Linked DNA regions of Mus musculus: regions 2 and 3 are each linked to region 1. Evidence: chromatin loops called from intact Hi-C (ENCODE). Cell type or tissue: gastrocnemius. All regions are shown on one strand.

Region 1 (4,000 bases):
TGCCTTAGCTGCCTCTCAGTTGATTCTCTGCACTGCAGTCAAAGGGGTCCTTCTTTATGCCGCTACTTTAAACCAGACATTTTCACCTTCAAGGAAACCAAGCTCTTTAAGTAGCTTCCATCTTCTTGGACTCAGGCTTTGCATAATTGATCTTCCCCCTTGGCAGCAAGGACCTTAGTTGAGACCTCAGCTCAAATGTCATTTGATAGATGGGGGATGCCTTCTGAGAGCACCCGATGTCATCCCGTTTCCTCAACTTGTCTCTAGCCCCTTTCTTGTTTTTGTTTCTTTGGTGTTTGTTGGTTGGTTTTTGAGAGAGGGTTTCTTTGTGTCACCCTGGCTATTCTGGAACTCACTTGGTAGACCAAGCTGGCGTTTAACTCAAGAGATTCACCCACGAGTGCTGGAATTAAAGTATGGCCTTCCCTTTAGTGTTTTTTTGCTGTTGTTCTTGGAGGTGCTGGGTGTTGAATCCAGGGCTTCAGTCACGGTCAGCAAGCACTGTTCCACAGCCTCAACACCATTTTCTTTTCCAAGTCAGCAAAAGTCTAACATACACATTTGTCATCTGTCTCCTCTCCGTCTCTAGAGAATAAAGCTCTGTGCCAAGGAACGTGTTGGATCCCCAGTGTCCCAGCAACTAGCACAATGCCTGGCTCTCCATGGCCGAAGTGACAAATGAACCGTTTCTCAAGACGCCTCTTTACTCTCCTGGCTTTCCTAACCTAAGCAACACTCAGGACATGAGACAAGACTAAGCCTCCAGTCTGCCGGCCTCCATTCTCCGCGGCGGTAGAAATGAGCCTAGAGGTCTCAAGGAACCCAGCAGTTCCACAATTTAGTAAAGCAACTATGTCCAAGTTTGTGTGGCTTGGCAGTGCGCAGGGATGGCGAGCCAAAGAAAGCAATCTAGGAGTTGGGTGGCACCGGCGGCCTAGCCCAGCCTGCCCTCCCCGGATAGGGTTTGCAAATCCTAGCCTGTCAAACCCACCGCTTCTGCAGTGGGGCACCCGGGTAAGGCACCCATTTTCATGGTGGCTAAGGTCCAAGGCGCCCACCTCAGAAAGGACTCTGGGAAGGTGTGGCCTCTGCGTCAACTACGGCCAGAGGAAAAGGTGCCAACCCTTTGTTCGGAAAATAGCACCTCAGTAAGAAACGCGGGAAACACAGGGTGTCTTTTGGCCCAGCCAGGCTGTTGGCCGCTGAAAGAGAGCGACACGACGCATCCAACATGGCTGCGGCGCCAGCGCGGCGAAAAGCGACGGGAAAGAAATGGCGCCGGGCTGTGTGGCCAGCTTGGGGCACACGGCGTTGGGACGTTGGAACCAAGAAAGCGGCCTCAAGACTCTCTGGGTTCTACTGCCCAGAGACCCGGAAGTCTGACTAAGGCTACGTGGAGTGCTACCATTATGTCTGCACAAGGCCGGCCTCAAGCGCCGGGTTGAGCTCGGAATGCCGGGAAAAGTCCATTCTCGAAACAGAATGCGCTACGAAGACTGCGCTGACCCGCAATAGTGGGCGGGCCAACGACGCCAACACTGTGACGTCGTGCCGACGGCTCGCCCCACCCCCAGCCAACGTTCTAGAGCTGGCGGTGCGAGAACCCTACGCCGGTTGCGCACATTGCCTTGTTTAAGGTGGGCCGACCAGGGCCCCCATCTCCGTCACCGACGTAAAGCGGTTCCGAGAATGTCCGTGGCGTCGCGCGGAGCCCTCCAGACGCTGTTTACGTAGCGTCTGGGCCGTGCGTAGCGTTAAGTTGGAGCGGTCTCCGCGGCCGCCGCCATTTTGTGCAGTTGCTGGGAAGGAAGGGAGACGCCTCAACCGTGGCACCGCCCGGTTTGAGCGGGACCAGACCTCCCGACTGTCCTAACAACCCCGATTCTCTGAGTTGTGCTCCCGTCTCCGACGAGAGAGGCGGCGACGGTGGCGTCTGCGACGGGAGACAGCGCGTCGGAGCGAGACAGCGCCGCGCCTGCCGCCGCCCCAACAGCGGAGGCGCCGCCGCCGCCATCGGTCATCACTAGACCCGAGCCGCAGGCCCTCCCGAGCTCGGTCATCCGTGCCCCGCTCCCAGATCTTTATCCGTTTGGGACCATGCGTGGAGGCGGCTTTGGGGATCGGGATCGTGACAGGGACCGTGGAGGGTAAGGGGGAGGTGCGGGCGGGGGGCGGGGTGGCCCGCAGAGCCCTGAGGCTCGCGCCGTACAATGGCGGCGGCGCGCAGGCCTCAGGCTTGGGCGGACGTCTCTGCGGACCGCGATCCTGGCTCGGAAGTGGCAGGCCAGCCTTGTCGCCTCTCTTGGCCCGCTCGCTGATCATTTGATCCCTGCAGGCCGGCCGCAGTGTCTGTCTGGGGGAGGATCCGGATGCTCAAGTTTTAATCTAGGAAAAGCTGCTTGAGATCGTTTCTTTTCCGCTATGTTAGCCATCCCTGTTAGAGAGGGACTGGAGTCGAAAAGGCCTTTTTTTGGTTTTAAACTAGGTTTTACTCCCTTTCTGTTATATTTTTGGTTAAGTGGAATCAGATTGGAATGGGAAGTGCTGGAGTTGCTTTCCAAAAGATCCAAATTGCGGGTGACTTTTTTTTTTTTTTTTTGAAACTAACAAAGCCTGTTGAAATCAAGAGAACTCCTTGAGGTGGCACACCCTGCACTAGAGACTGAGTCAGGCTTGGAGTTCAAAGCTAGCCTGGGCTACACAGATCAGAACAAGAGAACAGTTAGCAGAGTTCAAAGTGAGGGCAGTGGTAGAAAGAAAAAAAAATCAGAATAAGCCTTGTAAAGGAATCGTAATTGTAGAAGCTTTATTCTGTCCTAGGTCATTATTCAAGATCCAAGCAGTTTGGGATTATAAGCAAGCCCAGTGGAAATAACACATAGGAGCCACATTATTATCCTTATTAGACTTAGCCTTAAAATCTCCTAAAGATTGGGTTTTGGCCATTATTACAGATTGAAAACAAAAGAAAACTGGTTATTTCTAGAAGTGTTTTAGACTTGTATCAGTTGCTTCATTTGCAAGTGGAGTAAAGTAGTCAAATGAGAAGGCCTGGCTCACTGTAGTATTGCACTGAAAAGCCAGAGGCCTTTTAAAGGTCTTGGTGGGTCTACTCAGTTGAATGTTTTTCTTTCTAGTTGTGCTGGTTTAGCAGTGGTATTAATAAGTCACCCAAATTCTGCCTACTGAATGTAGATACCCAAAGAATTCCAGTAAAATTTCTGGCCATGATCACTGCAGGGTGGGTTTGTCTCAGGGCCATGAAGCTTAGTCTAACGGTTGTCCTGGAATGTGTCCTCAGTGTCCCCAAGTTCAGAAACACGGGTGTAGGCCACCACACCAGGTTCTAACAGAAGAGGGGATTACCTTGTGGGGTTCCTGCTACCTCTCCCAATATTGGCAGGTCTTGAAATGAAATTCTTTAAAATAACTTGAAATTTCTCCAATTTTCTAGTGGTTTACAGGAAATAAGGAAATGAGATCTTGCAGAGCATGGTGGCTCATGCCTTTAATCCCAGCACTCTGGAAACAGAAAGAGAGGCCTCCAGCACAGCCAAGGCTATATAAAAGAAACCCTGTCTCGAAAAACAAAAGAAAAAAGGAAATGAGATTTTTTTTTTTTTTACAGCCCTGTACTCTCATAGATTAAGACAAAGAGGGTATATTAGGATTGTAGTTTCTAATTTCTTGTATCTTAGGTTTGGCAAGTGGCCATATCTATATTGTTTAGCTTACCTGTTTGTTGTATCTAAAAGACAAGGCTTATTTAAATCTGAGGGGGGTTTGTTTTGACACAAGTCTCATAGACCAGACTGCCCTTGAACTCTGACCTTGCCCACAGCTTTCACGTGCTAGGACTACACGTTATTCAATACCATGTCTAGCTTTGAATCTTATTTAAAAAACAAAACAAATACCCATAACCTACATTGATGGGGTTTTTGTTTTGTTTTCTCCCTGTAACTAAATAGTATTATTTGACCCTGGTGTGGTGACTCAC
Region 2 (4,000 bases), 170 kb after region 1:
GCTTTGACCAGGCTCTCTGCACTCAGCACTGCCAGCTTTCAAGGCCACCTCTGCTGTCACCCAGGTTGCCAGTCACAATCATTCTTAGACCTGTGTTGGCTTCCCCTGTGCTGTGTGGGTCACCTGTCCCTGTTTCTCCTTCATTTGTGGTTTGTTCTCTCTGTTAGTTGGGGCTCATCTTCTACCAGGCTCCTGAGAAAGCTGCCCATGGGATGCTGGTAAGGAAGCCTGAAGTGTCTTTAGTGGATGGCTCTGTGATTGACATCTTTCGGAAGGGACTACACCTCAAGGGTGGAAATTGTTCTCTGGGTCCTGCAGGCTTCTTCTCACTGCTCCTACTGCTGCCTTTAGGGAGTCAGCTGGATTCTGACCCTGCCTAGCTGCTTGCATATTTTTTTAGGCTTTTAAGATCTTGCTTTCAACCTCAAAGTTCCAAAACCTTACTAAAGATAGAGTAGTGGTCACTGTGCCGGGGGAGGCCTTGTGGGCGTGAACCCCCGACTCAGGGCCTGAGACCTTTCCTTGTTTGTGTCTTTGATATTTTTCTTTAAGGTTAAACAATTATTTAATTGTTTAAATTTTATTGTTTAGTTAGCAACCTGGCAAGGACTGAGTTTCAGAGATACTGGGTGCCTGTCCTAGGATGCCCTGGCTCCATACAGCACCCATCTGATGAGGGCTGTGGTTCACACCGAGCTGGGATAGACCACGGGGCTGGGGTGTGAGCTGATCGCCGCGGGTTTGGTGTCTGATGGGCTTGGGATGAGCTAAGAGCCTGAGAGACTGGGGGGCCAGAGTTGGAGATGCAGCGTCCTCTGCTCCCTACCACATATTTTGTTACAAGAGTTTGTGTGGCGTTCACAGCTTACCCCAGGTTCTCCCTTATCATTAGCACGTTCTTCCCTCCCCCAGGACCAGGGCGAGTGTGCATCGCACAGCCATTACGCAGTGTGAAAACGGGGCTGCCCAGGAGGACCCAATGGTGACAAAGCGCCAGGCACCTGCCTGCCTGGGTCTTTGCAGCCAGGATTTGACTTATGCCGGGCCTGGTGAAGGAGGGGAGCGCACCCCACTTCAGAGTTCAGATTCTTGTTGTTGAGAGAGGTCTCACTGTGTAGCCCAGGCTGGCCTCAAATCCGTGATCCCTGTGCCTCAGCCTCCCTTGCACGGCTTTGCGACGTCACACCTGGCCCCAGAGTGTTCTAGATACACTGAATCTTGACACGTAGCCCCAAATGAACCATCTTTTATGACAGAGAGGCTACAGTGAATGAACGAAGAGCTTAGGACGGGAGCCAGGGAGGCAGTTCAATGGGTAAAGATGTTTGCTGGCAAGGCTGATGTCTGGAATGCCTCTGTAGGATCCATGTGATGAAAGGTGAGGCCTGACTGCTGCGAACTCTTCAGATCTACACACACACACACACACACATACACACACACACACACACACACACACACACACACGAATGTAACTTAAAAAGAGAGTCATAAGCCGGTTTGCTGCCAGTAGGACACCCTGATGGGTAACAGCACCACTGGCCACAGCTCACAAACAAGAAGTATAAGAGCTCAGTGGATCTGAGTAAAGGGAGAGAGAGGCCTGAAGGAAGAGGAGTCAGAAGCAGCCTGTGCGGTGCCGGGAAAGGATGAGGAGACACCCCAGAGGAGGGCTAGGGAGCAGCTTGGAATTGGGCACATTTACACAGGGCAGGTCCCCTGTCCACCAGGCTTGGTCCACTGTACAGCGATTGCCCACGTGCCCCTGAAAAATGGGGAGGGATGTTCTGAGGCTTGGTGAACCAAGCAGAAAGTCCTCTAGTCCACAGATGGCAGTTGTCCAAACCTATCCTCAGTTACCCGAATGCCCCAGATAGCTTGGTCTCTCCAATCAACACAGAGTTTCTGTGTAGGAGAGGCCGAGACCAGCGGAAGGTGCTCAAGTTTAACAGAGGAGAGAGCTTGGCGCAGCCAGATGCACTGGGGACCATCAGTTCTGTACAAGGTACCTACTGTGTCGTAGATGGTAGTCAGTGCTGTATATTGAAGAGTGTATAACTCCTGGCCGGGGGCACAGCTGCAGGGACACTTCCGAGCAGGTTCTTCTGAAGCCCTGAGCTGGATGTTGTAGCTTTTTGTTTGCAGGAACTATAGCTAGGACACTGAGTGGACTGTAACCTCCTGGCTAGGTAGTTACTGGCTAGAGAAGCTGCCAGTGAGCGAGGGCTAGTGGGATCACAGTCCCTGCTGGGGGGTCTGCTTCTGATACTTGGTTCTATTGACCAACTGGGGGCTCAGATCTCCCTCTCCCATGACAATGTTCACTAGAAAGTATTTTTCCAAATCAGGTGTGCTGGCACGTGCCTGTAATTCAGCATGTTTGGGAGACAGAGCCCAAAAGATCTCTGCCAGTTTGGGGCCAGCCTCAGCTCCATGATGAGCCCCTGTCCTGAAAAGCAAGAAGGGAGAAAGGTGTGTCCGTTCTGTCAAGTGAAGTCCTTGTGGGATCTGCCATGAGATGGTGAGGCACCCGTCTACTGTGTGGACAAGCCTCCAGGTTTCATTGTGACCCTCATTCTCCCTTCCTGATGGCATTCTCTTGTCTGTGACTTGACATGTGGTATCTAGAATGGAACAGAAAGTTCTAGATATCCAGCAGACCAGGGCAGGAGTAGGTGAGACCATCCCTTCCCTCTGGACTGTGGGTCCCATGATTGCTAATGTGTCCCTGGCCTAACACACGACCTGGCGTGCAGGCTGTGGTAGATATTGCCTTCGTAGAGACCAGGTCTGGAGCCACATTGAGAATGTAGCAGGATGGCAGCCTACTGCCTGAATTGCACCCATTCCTGGTCACACGTCAGCCTCCCTTTTCTGTTTCCGGCCTGTGTAGATGCATTCTTGTGTAAATGCTATTGTTGGGTCTGTTCTGTGTGAGCCTATATTTTCCTAGGAAAAGTGTTGTAGAAATTACTTTAATCCTGGCCCGGGGTTATTGACTTCCCAGATAAAAAAACACACACAGCCTTTATAGTTTTAATAAGCCTTAAGCAGCACAAGAGCTGGGCAGCTGCTTACCCTCCTCGATGTTAGAATCTACTTTGCTATCGATAATCCGAGTTACTTACTGTGTTTCGTCTGGGCTGCTCATAACTTCAATCAGCCAGCCCTCAGAACCATGTTCTTCTGGCTCATCTAACCCATGGCCACTTCTTCCTCATGCCCTCCTCTTCTCCCCCTTCACGTTCCTCCTCTGACCCCAAACCCGCAAAGCCTAAACCCCACCTATGTCTCTTCTGCCCAGCTATTGTACTGATTAACGTGTATTGTAAGTATAAAGGCTGTGTGTGTCTTTCGTCCATCCGAGAGGGATGGGTAGAAACCTCAGGAGGAGTTTAAATATTTACTACCAAAGGGAGTGGATTTTAACAGGTAGTCAGGGGACCTGATTTGATCAATCAGTCATGTCTGAGGAGGTTGTTCTCGTCTCCTTTCTCTGAGAATTGATGAATTTATTAGTGACACACTAGTGATTGTTGGCAGTGAAACAGCACTGGTTGTTCTGTGTACTTGCTAAGGTGACAGTCTTGAGCTGAGAGTGGAGCGCAGCGGGAGTGAGCCTTTCAGTCAGAGCTGGGTATGGCTGTGGTGGACCAGCAGCCCAGGCTCACACTGCACAGAAAGGGAAGGGTGTAAGCTCTGGTGGGCGACATGTCCTCCCAAGGGGAAGTGGTGTTGGGTCCTGTGGCTTCTCTGGGAGAATCCATTTCAAGAAAGGTTCCTTTTCTGTCCTGCCAGGGGGAGGTCCTGTGAGAGCCAGTGTGAGCGTAGGCCTGTGGCCTGCCCTGGCCTTTGCCATAGGTGATAATGCTGGAGAGCCAGAGGCCACATCCAGCCCCTGACCTTCATCCCTGCAGTGCTGGCTGCAGGTCCCAGGCCTTCAGCTTGTACTGGGGTAGGACTCAGCAACTCCCTGCAGGGTGCTCTGGAGTGAGCGTCA
Region 3 (4,000 bases), 140 kb before region 1:
AAGGAGTTTACAATCTAGGAGGGATACAAAATACATCCACATTCAGCCATCTGTTACCAAAGGTGGGACATGGTGGAAATCTCAAGAAAAGTATACCCACAATGCTTAGCTGTTCTGGGGCCATGTGCTGCCTGCCCATGGTGTGTCCTTCATTTGTTCTGTGTGACTTCCTCACAGTTCGTTTTACTGATAGAGAAATGAATAGAAAGGTCAAGTAATTTGTTCAGAGTAGCTTCTGAACCAGCTACGCTGCGATTAGAGCAGACTCCAGCTCTCTCCTGCTGTGTGATAACTTTAGTGGGGCTGGTGTGAAGTTCAGTGATAAGAATGCTTGCACATTACGTAGGGGGTCCTAAGTGCAGTCCCTAAAAGTGTGTCCCTAAAAGACTGTAGAACAAATATGCCACTCTACAAGTGGTCCAGGGTACAGTTTTATGCCCGTTGCTTTGCTTTCTGAAGGGCCTTGAGAGTTAGTTCTATAGTGTCTGACTGGACCCAGCAACATGACAGAAGTTCATAGCAGCTTTGACAGTGAGCCTGTCTTACCCCTCCAACTGGAAAAGACCTCAGGACAGAGAGAGCTCAAGGATGCTGTAAGTGGTATACACTGAGGTCCTCATTTGGAGCTGCACAGGAACATGCGGTACAGCTAGGATGTTTGGGGTGATTGGTATGCCTAAGTGTGGACCACTTAACTTGAAAGAACTACAGGAGTCTCTGAGAAGAGCTGTATCCTGAGTGCTCTTACAGAACTACAGTGAGAGTAATTACTTTCTAGTGCCAGTGAAAGATCAGAGGGCAGCAGGGCCGATGTGCCACTTGCTCTCTGTAAGTACAGCTCAGTCCTCAGAAGACGAAGCTCTGGGGGTAAGAAAAGGTGTCTTCCACCACCCAGTCATGTGACAGAAAGGAGAGCCCAGGCTACTTCTGAACGACTTCCCTTTGGCCAGCTGTTAATGTTCTTCTGGGTAGCTCTGAATTGTTTTCTCATCTCTAACCAGGGAGAAGGAAATGACTGGCCATGGGCACCTGAGTGTGCTCGCTGCTACTTGGTACTTAGAGCAACCTTAGCCATGGCCTGGGAAGCCCAGACAGAGTTGCTGTCGTTTGCCTAGTTTTACCCACCAGTAAATTAATGTCAGATTGTATGTAGTTAGTCACGGTCAGGTTGACAGGTTCTGACCTCTGTGAGTTTGGCTCCTGGACTGACAAGGGAGTTAATGAGACACTAACAAACCAACTCTCTGCTCCATTCTGAGGACTCCCTGTGCAGCCGCAGAGTCCTCACACCCAGCTTGGGAGGTAGGCACTATTGTTTCCTATATTCCAGATGAAGATATTAGGACGTGGAGTCTGTATTTGTTAATGTTGAGATTTCTGCCAGGCTTTATAACCTCCAGAGGGCTCCTCCTGGCTTCTTGCTGGAAAATCTCAGAGACGTAGGAACTTGAGTAGCTGCTTTTCTGGCTAGTCAGTCAGCAGGATTTGGGGTCTGGGCTTTATATGTCTGGATAATTGGGCATCTCTCAGATGTGTTTTTCCTGGGTGAATGATGCTGAATACCTGGCAGTCACCGCATGGGACCTGGCAGTCACCGCATGGGACCTGGCAGTTACCGCATGGGACCAGGGCCCTGTTGCTTTTGAAGCTTTAGCAAATTGCAGTATATTTCTGTGTTCCCTCTCAGTGCAGTACGGGTACGGGCTGACCAGTAAGAAAATTCCAAAAATGGAGTTCTATTATAGAGCATTTTTACTTGTAAAGGTTCTGTGTAGATAAGTAGGGACACTTCCCCCAAATGTATGTAAAGAACCTGGAGAAAATGGAAGAAAAGGTGAGAGGGGGAAGACCAGCCACTTGCAGTTGCCAGGTACCAGGAGGCAGAGAAGACAAGCTGAGCGGGGCACCTCAGGGCTGTACACATGACCGAGGTCCAGAGAGAGCCACAGATACTGGGACAGTCTCTTTAGAAACTGGCATTCAGAGAGTCACTGACAGAGTGACCCGCGGGTTTTAAACTGTGGCTCATGAGGGGCAGAGTTGGGAGGACGGTGTGGATAAGAGCTGTTTGTCGGGAGGAAACTCATCCTGGCAGTGGAGCTAGTTAGAGGAGGAGGAAACAAAAGCAGGATAGAATCCGAAGAGAGTTGTGGATGTGGGATGACTCATGCGCGGGAGAGAAGTGAGTTAAGAATTCAGGACTGGGCTAATGCTGATTAGCAACAACAGGCAGGGCAGGGAAGAGTCAGAAGTGACTGAGGCTGGATCCAGGGGAAAAGCGTCCTCAGAGCATATGTCTCGCCTCGTACACTGGACCACGTGTCCGTCTAAACTTTGAAAATAAAGGGCTTAGAGGTGCACTCATAGAGGATTGGATTTATGGCCTTATGCATGTTCTCGAGTGTTCTGCCACTGTAGGCCCTCAGCTTGCAGAAGTATTTACCTTACTCGTCTGGGTGTTTTGAATGTCTTTGGACCACATACATGTGTTGGGTCATCTGGAACTGGAGTTGCAGGTGGTTGTCAGCAGCCACGTGGGTTCTGGGAACCAAACCTGGGTCCTGGGCGCCAAATAGTAAACTCTAGGGATTGGAGTAGCTTATCCATGCCCTGGATGGGCACGGCTGACGCTTACCTACTCCTGTGTGTTTTATTGAGAAACATCAGGAAATTCTGATGAAAGAATTAAGGAAGAAAAAAAGTTGATTAAATCTCTCCCTTCCCTCCTTTTCTCTTTTTATTAAAATCCAAAACATTGCCATAGCAGGCCCAGTAGTAACTTTGGAGTGGACTGAGGACATAGTGGTGACCTAGGCTAGAACCCACCTTAGAGCCCCCACTTGTGTTTTTAACAGCAAACAGGAGAGGCTTGCTGTGAGCTCCAGGATGTCTGTGGAAATGGATGAGGCAGTCCTGAGCAGCACCTACTATATCCAAGAGGCTCTGCTGGAGCAGCGTGGGGCCGCAATCCCAGGCAGGCTGTTCAGTGTTGTCTTATAAGGCTGGATCCTCTCTGTGCCACCGACCAGCTGTGCGTGACTGTGCAAGTCACTGTAACCCTTGCACCTCAGCTTCCTTGTTTACAGTACCTAAAGATTGTGAAAGGATTAAATAACACCCATGAAGCAGCTAGCCTAGTTGGGCAGTCAGTTAGCCTTAAAGTCAAAGAAAGGACTTTTGTCGGGCAGGTAGCAGATCACAGGGGTAGACAATCCCGCATCTTCAAATGACCATGGGTGAATAAAAATGGGTGCAATGAAGAAACCAAAATAGCCATTTCATGGGTAAAGGAAAAGTTTATTCCAAAGTGCCTCGCTGTCTCTCAGGAAAGCAGAAATGACGGGACTTGGGGGGATTTCCGGGTCTTTAAGGGGAACAGGTACTTAGGAGGAAGGTAATCTGTAAACTGGGCTATAACAAGAACTTACTGAATAGAGCTCGAAGGAGCCTAAAAGCTAGCATAGACCTTGATATGCTAATGACACCATAGGCATATATGTTAGTGCGAGGCCCCTTTTGCCAGAGATGATAAGGTTGCTTATTTTTAGCAGATGGAAGCTAGTTTTCCAAGTCCCCAGGGGATGGGGGTGCTGGCTTTTGTCTAAATGCCAGCCTTTGGGAAAAGAGATTTCTTGGGACCAGACAACTAGCCCTGTAGAGTGGAATGGAAATTGTTGTTAGCAATTCCTATATTGATCAATTTGGGATTTCTTTGAAAGGAGATCTCGTAGTCCAGACTGGTTATGTATTGGAAGATGATCTTGAGTTTCTGCTCCTCGGGCCTCCACCTCCCAAGTTCTAGACAATAGCCCCATGTCAATATAGGTCAGCTTGGGCGTGTTTATTAGATGCCAAGGCCTGGCTGAAAGATAGTACTAAAAAGGTTTCAGGAATACTGTTTGCTTGAATGTACGCCAGATGAATTCTTCAGTAAATTAGTATTGATGATATTTGGATAAATTGGTATTATGTGTGATCCTCTGAGTCTCCCTCCGTTGTC

Evidence for each region. Peaks named below come from ENCODE experiments on the same cell type or tissue, not always from the same donor. Only the 100,000 strongest peaks of a DNase experiment are listed, where the experiment ranks them.
Region 2: a loop joins it to region 1, with 2.6 times the contacts of the local background. A loop is called at or near these places in 1 of 42 quality-filtered maps.
Region 3: a loop joins it to region 1, with 2.1 times the contacts of the local background. A loop is called at or near these places in 1 of 42 quality-filtered maps.

What each region holds. Positions count from the first base shown.
Region 1 is chr15:79,544,342-79,548,341 of GRCm38, reverse strand. Ddx17 (DEAD box helicase 17) reads left to right here and starts at 1,601. Exons shown (of 13, transcript NM_001040187.1): 1 at 1,601-2,147. The coding sequence starts at 2,098. In gastrocnemius, no CTCF peak of the experiment used is centred here; DNase peaks (open chromatin) are centred at 1,608 and 2,201; H3K4me3 peaks cover 3,256 bases; H3K27ac peaks cover 3,393 bases.
Region 2 is chr15:79,370,352-79,374,351 of GRCm38, reverse strand. The region is part of intron 3 of Tmem184b (transmembrane protein 184b); the gene reads left to right. Among named protein-coding and RNA genes, the nearest start is that of Mir1943, 2.9 kb to the left of the region's middle. In gastrocnemius, no CTCF peak of the experiment used is centred here; no DNase peak of the experiment used is centred here; H3K27ac peaks cover 1,238 bases.
Region 3 is chr15:79,682,392-79,686,391 of GRCm38, reverse strand. The region is part of intron 1 of Josd1 (Josephin domain containing 1); the gene reads left to right. Among named protein-coding and RNA genes, the nearest start is that of Josd1, 3.5 kb to the left of the region's middle. In gastrocnemius, no CTCF peak of the experiment used is centred here; a DNase peak (open chromatin) is centred at 1,576; H3K4me3 peaks cover 2,990 bases; H3K27ac peaks cover 3,785 bases.